2 separate regions of the Homo sapiens genome follow, and region 1 is linked to region 2. A link is an interaction called in ENCODE POLR2A ChIA-PET data of the cell type or tissue named here. Cell type or tissue: PC-9. All regions are shown on one strand. Links, peaks and the distances in the headings refer to the core of each region. The heading gives the core; the rest is flanking DNA.

The links. Peaks named below come from ENCODE experiments on the same cell type or tissue, not always from the same donor. Only the 100,000 strongest peaks of a DNase experiment are listed, where the experiment ranks them.
Region 1: POLR2A ChIA-PET joins it to region 2 with 6 read pairs; 4 of 35 experiments call an interaction of 5 or more read pairs at or near these places.

Annotation. Positions count from the first base shown.
Region 1 is chr1:15,537,260-15,544,549 of GRCh38, forward strand. DNAJC16 (DnaJ heat shock protein family (Hsp40) member C16) reads left to right here. Exons shown (of 15, transcript NM_015291.4): 5 at 7,140-7,290. It also overlaps SCARNA21B. Among named protein-coding and RNA genes, the nearest start is that of DNAJC16, 14 kb to the left of the region's middle. In PC-9, for the core only: no CTCF peak of the experiment used is centred there; no DNase peak of the experiment used is centred there.
Region 2 is chr1:15,752,924-15,760,213 of GRCh38, forward strand. It overlaps FBLIM1 (filamin binding LIM protein 1), which reads left to right and starts at 5,872. Exons shown (of 9, transcript NM_017556.4): 1 at 5,872-5,925. RefSeq lists enhancers at 481-982, 983-1,482, 3,225-4,004. In PC-9, for the core only: no CTCF peak of the experiment used is centred there; no DNase peak of the experiment used is centred there; H3K4me3 peaks cover 811 bases.

The DNA.
Region 1 (7,290 bases), core at 924-5,923, 220 kb before region 2:
ACTTATTGTGAGCTGAGCCTTGAAGGGGGTTGGAAGTCAGCTAAGGAATCTTCAGTCACACACTGGTAAAAACTAGTGTGTAAAAGCATCCAGTGTTTAAAGAGAAGTGTGCTGTGGAAGAGGGCCCAGAACTAGCACCATCCCTGACCTTGAGTTCACCATTTGGTTGAAGAGAAAATATATACACAGAGAATTAACACTGACCTCACATTTGCAAGCACAGAATAATGTTTTACTGAAGGAGTAGACAAAGATGACAAGAAATTCCTTCTGTATTTTCTAACTCCTTGCCCATGAAACAGATACCTTCGTTTGAAACTTTTTTCTCAGTCAACTTTCATGTTCCAATTACTGTATTAGACACTAAAGGATATATAATAATAATAATTTTTATTGAACATTTCAGTTCCCTTGCATTGTGGTAAATGCTTTCTGTGCATTATTTTTGTCCCCAGAGCAACTCAATGAAGGAGAGACTATTATTATCTCTATTTTACAGGTGAGGGAACTAAGGCATTGAAGGTTAAGGAACTAATTCATTATTACACTACCCATAAGCATCAGTATTGGGTTGGACCCAGGAGTCTGACCGTCTTAAACACTGCGCGCGTACTGCTTCAGAAATAAGTAAATCATGGTCCTTGTGCCCAGGAAACTCACATAAGAAACATACCTCAATCATCTCAGCACATTTAGTGCTTGCTGGAAGGTGCAGGCAGAGCTACCAGCGTGGCCCAGAAGTTGAGCATCTTGAAATCAAATATCATTTTAGGGAAACTCAATTTGGATGATCAGGCAGTGATTACCTGGGTTTGGCAATTTATTCACCATGACTTCCTGTTTAAAAAGAGAGACTGCTGGGCACGGTGGCTCATACCTGTAATCCCAACACTTTGGGAGGCTGAGGCAGGTGGATCACAAGGTCAGGAGTTCGAGACCAGCCTGGCCAACATGGTGAAACCCCATCTGTACTAAAAATACAAAAATCAGCCAGGAGTGGTGGCGGGTGCCTGTAGTCCCAGCTACTCCGGAGGCTGAGGCAGGAGAATCGCTTGAACCCGGGAAGCAGAGGTTGCAGTGAGCCAAGATCGTGCCACTGCACTCCAGCCTGGGTGACAGAGCGAGACTCTGTCTCAAGAAAAAAAAATAAAAAGAAAAAAAGGAAGACTAATTCCTGGCCAGGCGCAGTGGCTCATGCCTGTAACCCCAGCACTTTGGGAGGCCAAGGCAGGCGGATCACCTGAGGTCAGTAGTTCGAGACCAGCCTGGCCAAAATGCTGAAACTCTGTCTCTAGTAAAAATACAAAATTAGCTGGACATAGTGGCACGTGCCTGTAATCCCAGCTACTCGGGAGGCTGAGGCAGGAGAATCACTTGAACCCTGGAGTTGGAGGTTGCTGTGAGCTGAGATCACACCATTGCATTCCAGCCTGGGCAGTGAGCGAAACTCTGTCTCAGAAAAACAAAAAAAAGACTAATTCCTATCTTTTAAGGATTTCTAAGTATATAAGAGTCTCATACTGTCTAGAAAAAAAGTCATCCTAAATACTGGCAAAAATAACGCATTTTTCTGCTTTAGCTCTGTGTTCTTGATTTTGTTTCATTTCACGTTATTTTGCATCTTGTGGTTAGTGTACCAGCATGTTTGTATTTAGCCACATTCGAGTGGCGTGTTCTTCCAGTTGGCTCTGTGCCATCCCCTAAGGCCTATTCAAAGGTGGAGAGAAAATTAATGTGTATGTGCAGCTGAGGGGGGAAAAAACTTCCCTAAAGGGTGTGATATGTGTTTAGGATTGCTTAGTGAGAGCTGTTTGGCATCTCAAATTATGGGTATGACAGATGTTTACTAATGCACGGAAGACCCTCTCACAGCCTCAGTATAGTATTTTTAATTCCCGAGGGTGTGCAGATTAGCCAGAAGCATCAATTTATATAAACATCAAATAATGTTTCTGAAATAAGTCACATATGCCTTTTTATTTTATTTTTTTTTTTTATTTTTTTGAGACGGAGGCTCTCTCTGTCGCCCAGGCTGGAGTGCAGTGGTGCGATCTCTGCTCACTGCAAGCTCCGCCTCCCAGGTTCACACCGTTCTCCTGCCTCAGCCTCCCTAGTAGCTGGGACTACAGGCACCCATCACCACGCCCGGCTAATTTTTTTGTATTTTTAGTAGAGACGGGGTTTCACCGTGTTAGCCAGGATGGTCTCGATCTCCTGACCTCGTGATCCGCCCACCTCGGTCTCCCAAAGTGCTGGGATTACAGGTGTGAGCCACCACGCCTGGCTTTTTTTTTTCTTTTTCTTTTAAGAGACATCATTCTGTCACCCAGGCCAGGGTGTAATAGCATAATCATGGCTCACTGCAACCTCAACCTCGTGGGCTTAAGCAGTCCTGCTGCCTCAGCCTCCCAAGTAGCTGAGATTAGAGGTGCCTGCCATTGTACCTGTCTTTAAATATCTTTTCGGGAAGAAAAATACCACAAATTGGCCAGGCATGGTGGCTCACGCCTGTAATCACAGCACTTCGATAGGCTGAGGTGCACAGATCACTTGAGGTCAGGAGTTTGAGACCAGCCTGGCCAACATGGTGAAATCCCGTCTGTGCTGAAAATACAAAAATTAGCCAGGCGTGGTGGTGCGTGCCTGTAATCTCAGCTGCTCAGGAGGCTGAGGCAGGAGAATTGCTTGAACCCAGGAGTGGAGGTTGCAGTGAGCCAAGATCGAGTCACCGCACTCCAGCCTGGGCAACAGAGCAAAACTCTGTCTCAAAAAATAAAATAAAGTGGCCGGGCATGTTGGCTCATGCCTGTAATCCCAGCACTTTGGGAGGCCAAGGCGGGTGGATCACCTGAGGTTAGGAGTTCGAGACCAGCCTGACCAATGTGGTAAAATCCTGTCTCTACTAAAAATACAAAAATTAACTGGGCATGGTGGTGTGTGCCTGTAATCCCAGCTACTGGGGAGGCTGAGACAGGAGAATTGCTTGCACCAGGGAGGCAGAGGTTGCAGTGAGCTGAGATTGCGCCACTGCAGTCTGGCCTGGGCGACAGAATGAGACTCCGTCTCAAAAAAAAAAGAAAAGAAAAAAACCACAAATGTAAAACACCAAATATTTATCATTCTTTATTCTATTTCTCCAACCACAGCCTCCCACGTAGCTAGGACTAGAGGCACACACGGGCATGCCCAGCTAACTTTTTTTTAGACTCATCACGTTAATCGTCACAGATCCCAGAGCCAGACTTCCTGGGTTCAGATCCCATCACCGTCACTTGCCAACTCTGTCACCCTGGGACTTCACCTCTCCATGTCTCAGTTTTCTTATAGGTAAAATAGAGATGGTGAAGATTGGTCTTAAACTCCAGGAGATACGAAAGAGATGGTGAAGGCTGGTCTTAAACTCCTGGTCACAAGCGATCCTCCCGCCTCAGCCTCCCAAAGCACTGGTATTACAGGCATGAATCACCGTGCCCAGCCAACTTTTCAGTTTCTAATTCAGGTTTCTGTGTGCGCTCGGTCTGGTATAACGTATACTGAATGGCACAGTTACTAGAAAGGCATATTTCCCAGGATCAGTTCATAAATTGGCATTCAATCTATATAGCAATCCCTGGTAAGGTCATTTAGGGTGAGTCAGTCACTGAGAAATTGATCCCTCTAATGTTCAGAACCTGGGGCAGAACTGGTCATTGGAGGCAGTAAGAAGTCCAGGCTTTGTGGTCAGCTAGAACTAGATTCAGATCCTGGTTCCACTGCACACAAACCATGATGCCTCACCCTCCCCCAGCTTCAGTTTCCTTAGCCATAAAGATAGCAATACTTACCTTGCAGAATGATTGTGAGTATGAAAAGTATAATGTATATAAAGCTCTAGGTGTGCTAAAGAAGGCACTCAAGAAGTGATAATCCCTCCCTTGGGCCTTTGTCTTGTAGCCAGTTGACCTCCCTAGGTGATGTCTCTTCTGTCTTTACGAATGACCAAATCTCCCAATGTATGTGCCTGCTTTATTCTTTTTCTTTCTTCTGCTCATATAATTCTCTGTATGCTTCCATTTATTGACATTGTTCCATAGTTATTTTTAATGACTGCAGTGTGATATAGTATACTGTACTTGGCTCTAGAGAAGAGCCAAGAATCCAATTTGGATTCTTGTTCTGCAATTCTGTCAGCTCTGCAACCTGGAAAAAGTCACTTTACCTCTCTGAACCTCTCTCTGTATCTGTAAAATGAGGGAAGCGGACTATACAATTCCTAAGGCTCCTCCTTTCCTGCCCTTGAGAGACTGCAACAGTCAAAGTCAGGTAGCCTACAGAGAGCTTGGTTTAGTCTGCTCAGCAGTTTTAAAACATTAAGTTTGGGATCCCTGCCATTTACTCAGCAATTTCATTTTAGGAATTTACTAATTAGAAAATAAGCGCACAAGAGCACAAAGATGTATGCACAAAGATGTATGTACAAAGATGTACAAGGATGCCCGTCAGCATTCCTTATAATGTTAAGAATTAGGCTAAAAGCAACTTTAATATTGTGCTTTATAATAAGAAATATATGTATATTTTGGTGTTTGTTCCCAGTTCCTGGCACAGATCTCCTAACACCCTTGAGATTGCCTGATCAATAGGGGTGCTAAGATAATCTTTTGCTCTCGTATTTGATCTTTGACTCTGATTCCTGAGATGGAGCACCTAATCCTTGGAATTTCCTGCAGGATGGGAGCATCTTTTGTTCTATTGAGGCGACTCTTAGTGGGCCCCTGTGTGGGAGCTGGTCACCAGAAAAAACAAACCATGATTAGAAGTTTGAAAGTTTCACCCTCATCCTCCAGAAAGAGGAGAGGGGCTGGAGATTGAGTTAATAATTGATCACGCCTGTATGATGAAGCCTTCATAAAAATCCCTGAACTCTGGCTCGGTTTCCTGGGGGGTGGGCTCAGTCTACACCACCTCCCCTCAGCCAAGCCTACAGTAGAGGGCCCAGGCATCCTCCCGTATGGGAGAGGCGTTTGAGTAAGGAGCCTCACCTGGGGTGTCCTAGCCTCACATTTACTGGCAAAAAAAATGAACATATATATATATTTAATCCCTGAACTACTGGGTTTGAGAGTTCCCAGGTGGCTGAACACATGGAGGTGCCTGGAGGGTGGTGAGCCCTGGGAGGGCAGGATGCTCCCACCCTTCCATATACCTTACCATGTACCTCTCTTCCTTCTGGCTGATCATCTGTCTCCTTTGTAATATCCCTTATACCTAATGAGTAACCATAAGGAATGTTCCCCTGAGTTCTGTGAGCAGCTCGAGCAAGTTAGTTGAACCCAAGGAGGGTCATGGGACCCTTTGATTTATAGCCAGTTGGTTGGAAGTACAGGACACAACCTGGGACTTCTGGCGTCTGAAGTGGGAGCAGTCTTACGGGACTGAACCCTTCACCTGCAGGACCTGATGCTTCCTCTGGGTAGATAGTGTCAGAACTGAGTTGATACCCAATTGGTGTCTGCTGGAGGATTTATGGGGAACCCCCACCCCCACAGCGTGTGGTGTCAGAAGGGAAGCATTGAGTTGGGCATAGTGGCACGTGCCTGGAATCCCAGCTACTCAGGTGGCTGAGGCAGGAAGATCGCTTGAGCCCAGGAGTTTGAGACCAGCCTGGGCAACATAGTGAGACCCCATCTCTTACACAATGAGTGTCAGGGAAAGCATTGTGTTGAGTGTGAGTAGGAAAAACAGGTTGGTTTTTCCTCTCTCACAACTTCAGTGTGCAACAATAAATGAATTAAATAGATTGATGGCCCAGTTTCAGTGAGCTCCTACTATGTGCCAGGCTCTGGTCTGGTGTTGGGGATACATCAGTGGACTACAAAGGGATCCCTATCTTCATGAGGCTTACATTCTAGAAGGGGAGACAGACAATAAACAATTGACAGAAGGAAAGTGGGTGGTACCTTAGAAGATGGTAAACGCTGTGGAAAAAGTTAAAGTGAGCAGGTTGTGTGTGGACCCTGAGTGTGGGGAGTACTGTTTTAAATATGGTGCCAAGGTAGGCCGCATTCAGGACTTGAAGTTGGTAAAGAAGTCAGCTACGCAGAAGTCACGGAGATGCACACTTCAGGCTGAAGGAACAGCCAAGGCCCTGAGGCAGGAGCATCCACTGTCTTCATAGCACAGCAAGGACGCTGGGGACTGGCGCAGGCTGTTGGAGGAGTGGAAGAAGAGGGCATGGGGAACCAGGGGCCAAACACAAAGGGTCTTGTTGGCCTCTGTGAGGATTGTGCATTTTATTCCAGCTGAAATGGGTCTTTGCAGGGTTTGGGCAGAGGAGTGATGTGATCCATTTTTATGTTTTAGGAGGAGCAGCCTGGCTGCTATGTTAAGAACAGACTGTCAGGAGACAGGGAGAAATAGGGGGAGAGCATTTAGGATATTATTGCAGCAACATAGGCAGGAGAGATAATGATGACTCAGAGCAGGGCATATAATGAAAGTGATGAAAAACAGTTGAATTCCAGACATTTTCTAAAGAGAAAACCAACAAGACTTGCCGACAGATTGGATGTGGGGTGCAACAGATAAGAGAAGCCAAAGATGACGCTTACAGTTTTTGCCCTGAGTAACTGGAAGGATGGAGCTGTCATCAACTGAAATGGCAAAGACGTGGGTAGGACAGGTCTGTGGGAGGAGATTAGGGGTTCGTTTTTGGAAATGTTAAGCTTGAGAAGTCTAGTAGACATCCAAAAGAAAATGTACATTTATCGGCCTTTAATATTGAATGTGTCTCCAGTGTTAGCAGAGTAACTGGCCCTCCAAATATATGGTTGGATGAAAGAACAAGAAAAGTTGTTCAAGTATTAAGTGAAATAAGTATGAGATGACCCCATTTTGTTTTATGTATATGCATACACACACACACACACACACACACACACACACACATTTGTAACTCTTCTTACATATTGCCAGATTGCTCTACAGAAAAACTGAACCAATCTAGAATTCCAGCAGTGAAAGAATGCTAGACAGTCTATTAGGAAAGACATCTCCTATGAGGTCGGGATTTCAATTTCACACCAAAAAATTACTTAGCACTTTTTCCAGCTGCCATGGAGACATAAAAAGGCTTCATTTGGATCTTCCATTCTTTTCAGGTGTAGGAATTGGCGTGGTCCATGCTGGGTATGAGAGACGCCTGGCCCATCACCTAGGGGCACACAGCACGCCCTCTATCCTAGGAATCATTAACGGGAAAATCTCCTTCTTCCACAATGCAGTTGTCCGTGAAAATCTGCGACAATTTGT
Region 2 (7,290 bases), core at 1,144-6,143:
GTCTCAAAAAATAAAATAATAAAAAATAAAATAAAAAGAGCAAGGCAGATCCAATTTTTAGGACTCCCTTTAGAAAAAATAATACAGAATTCGTATGAAAGTGACTATTTTTTTGGGTGGGGGGGAGAACAGAGTCTCACTGTGTTGCCCAGGCTGGAGTGCAATGGCATGATCTCAGCTCACTGAAACCTCCGCCTCCTGAGTTCAAGCGATTCTCCTGCCTCAGCCTACTGAGTACCTGGGATTACAGGCACACACCACCAAGACCGGATAATTTTTGTATTTTTAGAAGAGACGGGGTTTCACCATGTTGGCCAGGCTGGTCTCGAACTCCTGACGTCAGGTGATCTGCCTGCCTCAGCTTCCCAAAGTGCTGGGATTACAGGCCTGAGCCACTGTTCCTGGCCAAAAGTGACTATTTAGAACAAAGAGAAAAAGCACAACAAATGACTGGAGACTTGGAGATTTGGGTCCTTCTTCTGATGTCTCCCTGGACAGTTTGCTAGGCGTTCTTCATGGACATGCTTCCTGAGTGAAACCAGCTTCTCTCCTTGTCTAGAACACTCTGTAACTCCCAGCAACTCCCAGCCTTCACAGGGGCCATGGAAGTGAGGCCATGAGCATAAGTTTTATTAACTTCACAATAAGCCCACCTCTGGCTAAGAGAGAAGAGGGCGAGACCCACAGGGGCAATGGCAGGTTCCAGGCCACATTGTGCTTTAGTAAGGAGGAGGCTCAGGGCTTGAGGGTGCGGAGATAGATCAGCAAGGGCAGATGCTGGGATAGATGCTGCTGGGAGTAGAGGGTCCCAGTGGGATGGGGGCTCAAGGAGGGGGCTGGGATCAGTGAGGGTTTGGGGCTAGCTCAAGGACCCTCCCAAATAAGGGGCAGAAGGGCCCTGACTAGCAAGGCCTAGGGCGAGGAGGGGCCCCCTCAGTCTGCTGAGCCTCAGGCCCCTCCTTGGCCTCTCCCACACTTCTCACCCCCTCACCCTGGAGCCTGTGCTGATTCGCTGAGTGGACGGTCTGGCCGTGGGAACCAGCACGCCTGGTCAGAGCCAGTTCAGGCCCCTAAACCAGAGCGGGATTAACGCGGAGACAATATTGTCACAGCCAGGTCTTGGGAAGCTGGGCTTTGCCTGGGTGAGGCAGTGGGACACAGGATTGGAGCCTGAGAGTGGACACCATGTGGCTCTAGCTGTGGCCTGGTCGATTCCCACTTGGCTTTTTTTCCTTTTTTCTTTTTTGGCGGAGTCTTGCTCTGTTGTCTAGGCTGGAGTGTAGTGGCACGATCTTGGCTCACTGCAACCTCTGCCTCCAGGGTTCAAGCAATTCTCTTGCCTCAGCCTCCCGAGTAGCTGGGATTACAGGCGCCCGCCACCACGCAGAGCTATTTTTTTTTTTTTTTTGAGACAGAGTTTTGCTCTTGTCACCCAGGCTGGAGTGCAGTGGTGCGATCTCAGCTCACTGCAACCTCTGCCTCCCAGGTTCAAGCAATTCTCCTGCCTTAGCCTGCTGAGTACCCGGGATTACAGGCACCTGCCACCACGCCCGGCTAATTTTTGTATTTTTAGTAGAGACAGGGTTTTGCCATGTTGGCCAGGCTGGTCTCAAATTCCTGAACTCAAATGATCCGCCCGCCTCGGCCTCCCAAAGTGCTGTGATTATAGGTGTGAGCCACTGCACCCAGCCTCATGACTGACTATTTATTTAGAACAAGGAAAAAAAGCGCAACAAATAACTGCAGAAATACAATTTTAACTGGTTTAAGAAAAAGTAAGGACCGGGCACGGTGGCTCATGCCTGTAATCCCAGCACTTTGGGAGGCCAAGGCAGGCAGATCACGAGGTCAGGAGATCAAGACCATCCTGGCTAACACAGTGAAACCCCGTCTCTACTAAAAAAAAAATACAAAAAATTAGCCGGGCATGGTGGCGTGCGCCTGTAGTCCCAGCTGCTGGGGAGGCTGAGGCAGGAGAATGGCGTGAACCTGGGAGGCAGAGGTTGCAGTGAGCCGAGATCGTGCCACTGTACTCCAGCCTGGGTGACAGAGCAAAACTCTGTCTCAAAAAACAAAAAAAAAAAAAAAAAAAAAAAAGAAAGAAAGAAAGAAAAGAAAAAAGAAAAAGTAAGGGAGCCCATAGTTGTACTCCAGTCTGGGCGACAGAGCAAGACTGTCTCAAAAGAATAAAAAATAAAAAGTAAGGGAAAAAAATGCATTGACTCTGGAGGTCTGGTAGTAGGATTGCAGGTATGGCTGGATCCAGCAGCTGATGAAATCAGTTATCTTTCTTTCCTATCTCTTTGCTCTGCTGTCCTCTGTGGTGGTCCAAGTGGGGGGCAAAAGTGGTGTCAAGCTTGTATTCTGCCAGCCAACAAGCCCAGAGAGCTGATCTTAGAACTAACAGCCACTATGATTGGCTGGACATGGGTCATGTATACACCAGGCACTGAGAGTGGAAGAGAGGTTCCCCAAACAGAAACTGAGTGCTGTTATCAGAATCAGGGAAAGTAGTGCTGGCTATCAGGAGCCATGGATGTTCCTTGGATTCTCTTGCAGGACAAAGTCACGTCCTTCCCTTCCCTTCAGAACTTTGTCCCTCTTACTAAAACTTCTATCCTTCATGTGGTAGGGAGAGCAAAGGAACTCATCTCTGAACACCTACTGAGCATCAGGTATTTTTACCCACATTTACCCCACCAGATTCTTGCTATGAAGCCACAAGGGACAAACCTGGGTTGGCAACCCCTCGGTTGCAAGAGGAAACTGAGGCCCAGAGAGAAGTGATTTGCCCAAGGCTGGCAAGTGGCAGAGCTGGAATCACTCCCAGATACTGATGTTACTCACAGCTGTATCTGTGTCCCCATCTGACCCGGCCACCATGGGGGAGCTCCCTTTTCTCTATGCTGCTCCTCTCCCCGCCCTGCCTAGCACAGGGCCCCACACACAGCAGCGCCCAGGAAATAAGCATTGGACTGACCTGACTCCAAGCAGGTAGGGTGGAAGATGGAGGATGGAGGAAGGAGCTGGGAGGCCCAAGGGGCTTCTGAGGCTGTCTGCCAAGCTGACCTCTGACCTTTAAAGCCCATGTTTTCCCTTCTGCCCCCTTTCCCTGGGAATATTCGTCCCTATTCTCACACTGGCTCCTCCCCATCTCAGCTTAACCCTCACCTCCTCAGAGAGGATTTCCCCCCACACCCCACACCCCACACCCACCCCACCCCCTTTTGTCTCAGACCCCTTGTCCATTCCTTCATAGCACCTTTTACTATTGGTTATTGTTATGTTAATTTGCTTTATGGTTTGCTCTACCCAATCTCCCTGTAAGGACTGTGGGGACAAGGACTGATCATGTCTGATTTGATCCCGTCGGCTCCTTGACTCATGCATTGCACACAGTAGGTGCCCGGTCAGTGTCTGCTCAGTCAAAGCTCTCCACTGTGGAGGTGCCACCCCCGCCCCGGCAAGCAGACTTGCCCTCAAACCTCTCTTCCACCCCTTCCCTGCCACTCAGGGTCTCAGCTGCCACCATCCTAATAGAAGATTGAGCCCCTTGCCTGCTGGAGCCATCTAAGGGAGAAGAAAGCCGTTGTGAGCCTGGCAGGGAGGGCGGAGGGCAGCAGAGCCTCTGAGCTGGCAGACAAAGGGCGTGTGTTCTCATCCAGCGCACTTCCTGGGTTTCCGTTGCAGGAAGTTTGGCACCTGCCGATCGGTGACATCGACACCCGAGCTGCTGCGGGCCAGGACGAATCCCTCCATCCGGGAGCAGTGGTGGCGGTGGAACAGGTGGCCTGGGGTGCTGGAGGCAGGTAAGCAGAGGCAGTTGAACCCCTCATTCCCCTTGGACTGTCCCAGAGCAAATGTGGGAAGCCTGGGTCCTAGACTAAGTCAGTGTGACCTTGAACAAGGCCCCAAATCAACTCTTCGTTGCCTCACTATCCCACCTGGGGGTGCAACAGGTGGTTCAGGGGCTGTCATGGAGGTGAGGGCAGGCAGCTCCACTTTTATCTCTTAAATAAACTTCTGGGTCACTAAGCATTTGCAAAGGGGTTCTACAGCCAAAAGCGCCTGAAAACCCCCAGATCGCACCTTCCTCCTTTGAGTCCTTCCCGTCTCTGTCGTTCAGAGGGTATGGGGAAGTCTCCTCCAAAGGGTGCTGCAAAGCTGGAGTTTTGGGGGGCAGGGGCAGGATATCACTGCCAAGCCAGGAATGAGCCGAGCAGGGACTCAGACAGCCTTGAGTCCCAGCCTCGCCCTGCTGCACAGAACTCTCAGCACCTCCAAGCCCCAGCTTCCGATTCTGTAAAGGATGGCACTGGTACCTGTTCTTGAGACTAGCAGAGCTGTGTGCCCAGGGACACAGCGGCTCTGGTTTGAATTTGGCTCTGCCATTTGCCCCTAGTGTGGCCTTGAGCCTCTCGGGGCCTCAGTGTCCTTGACCGTGAACAGGAATCATCAGCCCTGGTGCTCATGGCTCTTGTGGGATTAGGATGGGGATGAGGATGGGTACCAGCACCTAGAAAGCCCCTATCAATGGCAGCTCCTGGGACTGCTGCTGTTACTGCAGCTTGGCTGAGAGGATCAAATGGGAAAAGGGGCGACAAGAGGGATGGGAGGGGCGATGATCAGTGGGTGAGGGCGGAGGCAGCCTCCTCTGACCCTCATAAACCAGCCTCCCTCAGAAACAGCCCCAGAGCCACCCTGGAGGGGTGACTGTAGCTGAGGGGTTGCAGGACGGGCCAGATCCTGTCTGGCCACCCCGCAGATGGCGCTGGGTCCAGCGCTCCTCAAGCCTCAGCCACTGTGGCTTTAATCAAAAGAACAATCTGTCTGCCTCTGAATCAGACCCAGATTCCTTTCCCCACAATGTCCCTGAGGCCTCCAGGGACCCAGGCAGTCCATCCCGGCCCCATCCCGGGCCCCAGAGTCCAGGCTCTGCCTCCCCTCCCGCTCCCGTCCTAATTGCTCCAGCTGGGAGGGGGAGGGTCACTGGATGTGGAGGGAGGGGTTCAGCCACAGGGCCAGCCGGGCCCTGCCTTCCAGAGCTCCTGGAGCGGCCTGTCCCCCGGGACACCGGGACCCACCTGCAGAGGGCTTACCGCTCAGGAGAGCAGAACAAGGTGACCTGCTCCACTGGGGGTCTCCGAGACCCCCACCCTCAGGAACACTCCCGGAAAAAGCCCCCAACCCAGCATATATTAACCACTATTAATCACAGTCCTGGCTGTAACTGTCACCTTTTATCCTCAGGCCAACCTGGAGAGGTAGGCAGTGGCTACCTCCACTTTACAGATGAAGACACTGAGGCTCAGGAGGTGGCGTGACTGCTCCGGGTCTCACGCTTAGTAAACGGCCGCAGAACCCTGGTCGGTTTGACGCAAGACCCTGGCGGATCCCAGAGCCAAAGTAAGCGCTCACCTCCGCCGGACAGGGTAGGTGGGGTTGCCAACCCAGGAGAGCGAGGGAAGGGGGACGGCAGGGACCACTCGGGGTCCATGAAGAACGCGAGGGGATGGGCAGCGGGGAGGGAAGGAAACCCACCCCGACTCCCCATTCTCCTACCCCCACTCCCCATCCCTCCCATTCCCCCATCGCCCCCATCCCCATTCCCCCCCATTCCCACCCCCTGGCCTGTGCCAAGGGGGAGGGGAGGCGTCGTCCAGGGAACAAAGGGAGGGGGAAGGGGCGGCGCGGGGCGCGGCCGGGCAGGTTGGGGGGCAGGTAGGGGCCGCTTCCGCGGGGCGGGAATCCCGCGCCCCCTCCCCCCGAGCCTCACCTTTTATGGTAAAGCGGCGCGGGGCGGCGGGGCGGAGGGAGCCGAGGGGGCGGGGAGGGCGGACGGGCGGAGGGGACGGGAGGCCCAGCGGCTCCGGGCTCCGCTGGCTCGGGCGTCGGATCGGAGCCGCCGGGGCGCGGGCGGCCCAGGTAAGCGGGCCGGGTGGGTGGGGGTCGCGTCCCTCCGTCCCTGTCCCCGGTGCACACAGGTGACAGCGCCGGCAGTGCTCGGCCGGAGCCTGCTCGGTCGCCAGCCGGGACCCCCGGCGCGGCGCCCCTGGAGGGGCCTGCGGGTGGGGGGTGCGGTCCTCACGCCCTTTGCGTCCCAGTCTCTTGGTCTCTCTCCCCGGAGTCGGGGAGTCGGCAGGTCCGGGGCGAGGGCTCAGTGAGGCCGGCGGAGGGCCGAGTCCCAGCCCGGGAGCGGGAGCCGGGGACCCGGCGCGCAGGGCGGAAGCTCCCGCACAAAAGGCCGGAGTCCCGCACATGGATCGAATTAAAGCTCCGGCGGCGCCCAGCGGTGACCCCGGCGGCCGCCCTGCTCGGCTGCCTGCGGAGGGTCCCGCGTTTCCGGAGCCCGGGGGCGCTCCAGGCCCCTTTTCCTAGCCAGGGTCAGGCAAGGGGAGGGACGGGTCCCGGGGCTGCTCCTCTCTGGGCCTCACGCGCCCGTCGGGGGCTGAGAAGGTGTGGAGATGGGCGATACCCAGGTGTGTGCCCTGGGATGATCTTGGCGTCGGCCCCTACCCCTCACCTCCCACCCAAGCCTGAGGACCCCGGGGAGAGGCTGGGGCCGCGCCCAGATTCCTGCTCTTAATGACGCTGTAGGTTCTGTCCGGGTCCTGGAGGCACCCCCAGCCGAGCCCAGCCCCCGGGCTGCTTCTCCCTCTCAGCTGCTGCCTAACCAGCTGTCCTTCTCTTTGCACCTTCCAAGGGCCTAGACCCTGAGTCTTCTTTCCTTATATATCCTCTCAGCCGCCCTAGGGACACACTCATTCTCACTTTATGAAAAAACGAGGCCAGAGAGTTTCTGTGACCTATTCGGGGTCACCCCGCAGGAAAGAAGTGGGGCCGCGTGTGAACCCAGCTCTCTACCTCCTCTGTTTCCCTGGGGTGGGAAAGAGGTTGAGGGAACCCCTCCCCTAAGTTGCAGGGTGGGAGGGGTTGGGGCACACCCCGCCACTTCTGCCTAAATTTAATTCCGTACCCAAAGGTAGACTGCTTTATCCGGTCATTAAAGAACAAAGCTGGCCGGGAGCGGTGGCTCACGCCTGTAATCCCAGCACTTTGGGAGGCCGAGGCGGGCGGATTACCTGAAGTCAGGAGTTGGAGACCAGCCTGGCCAACGTGGTGAAACCCCGTCTCTACTAAAAATACAAAAATTAGCCGGGTGTGGTGGCGCGCGCCTGTAATCCCAGCTATTCGGCGGCTGAGGCACGAGAATCGCTTGAACCCAGGAGGCGGAGGTTGCAGTGAGCCGAGATCGCACCACTGCGCAGCCTGGGCCACAGAATGAGACTC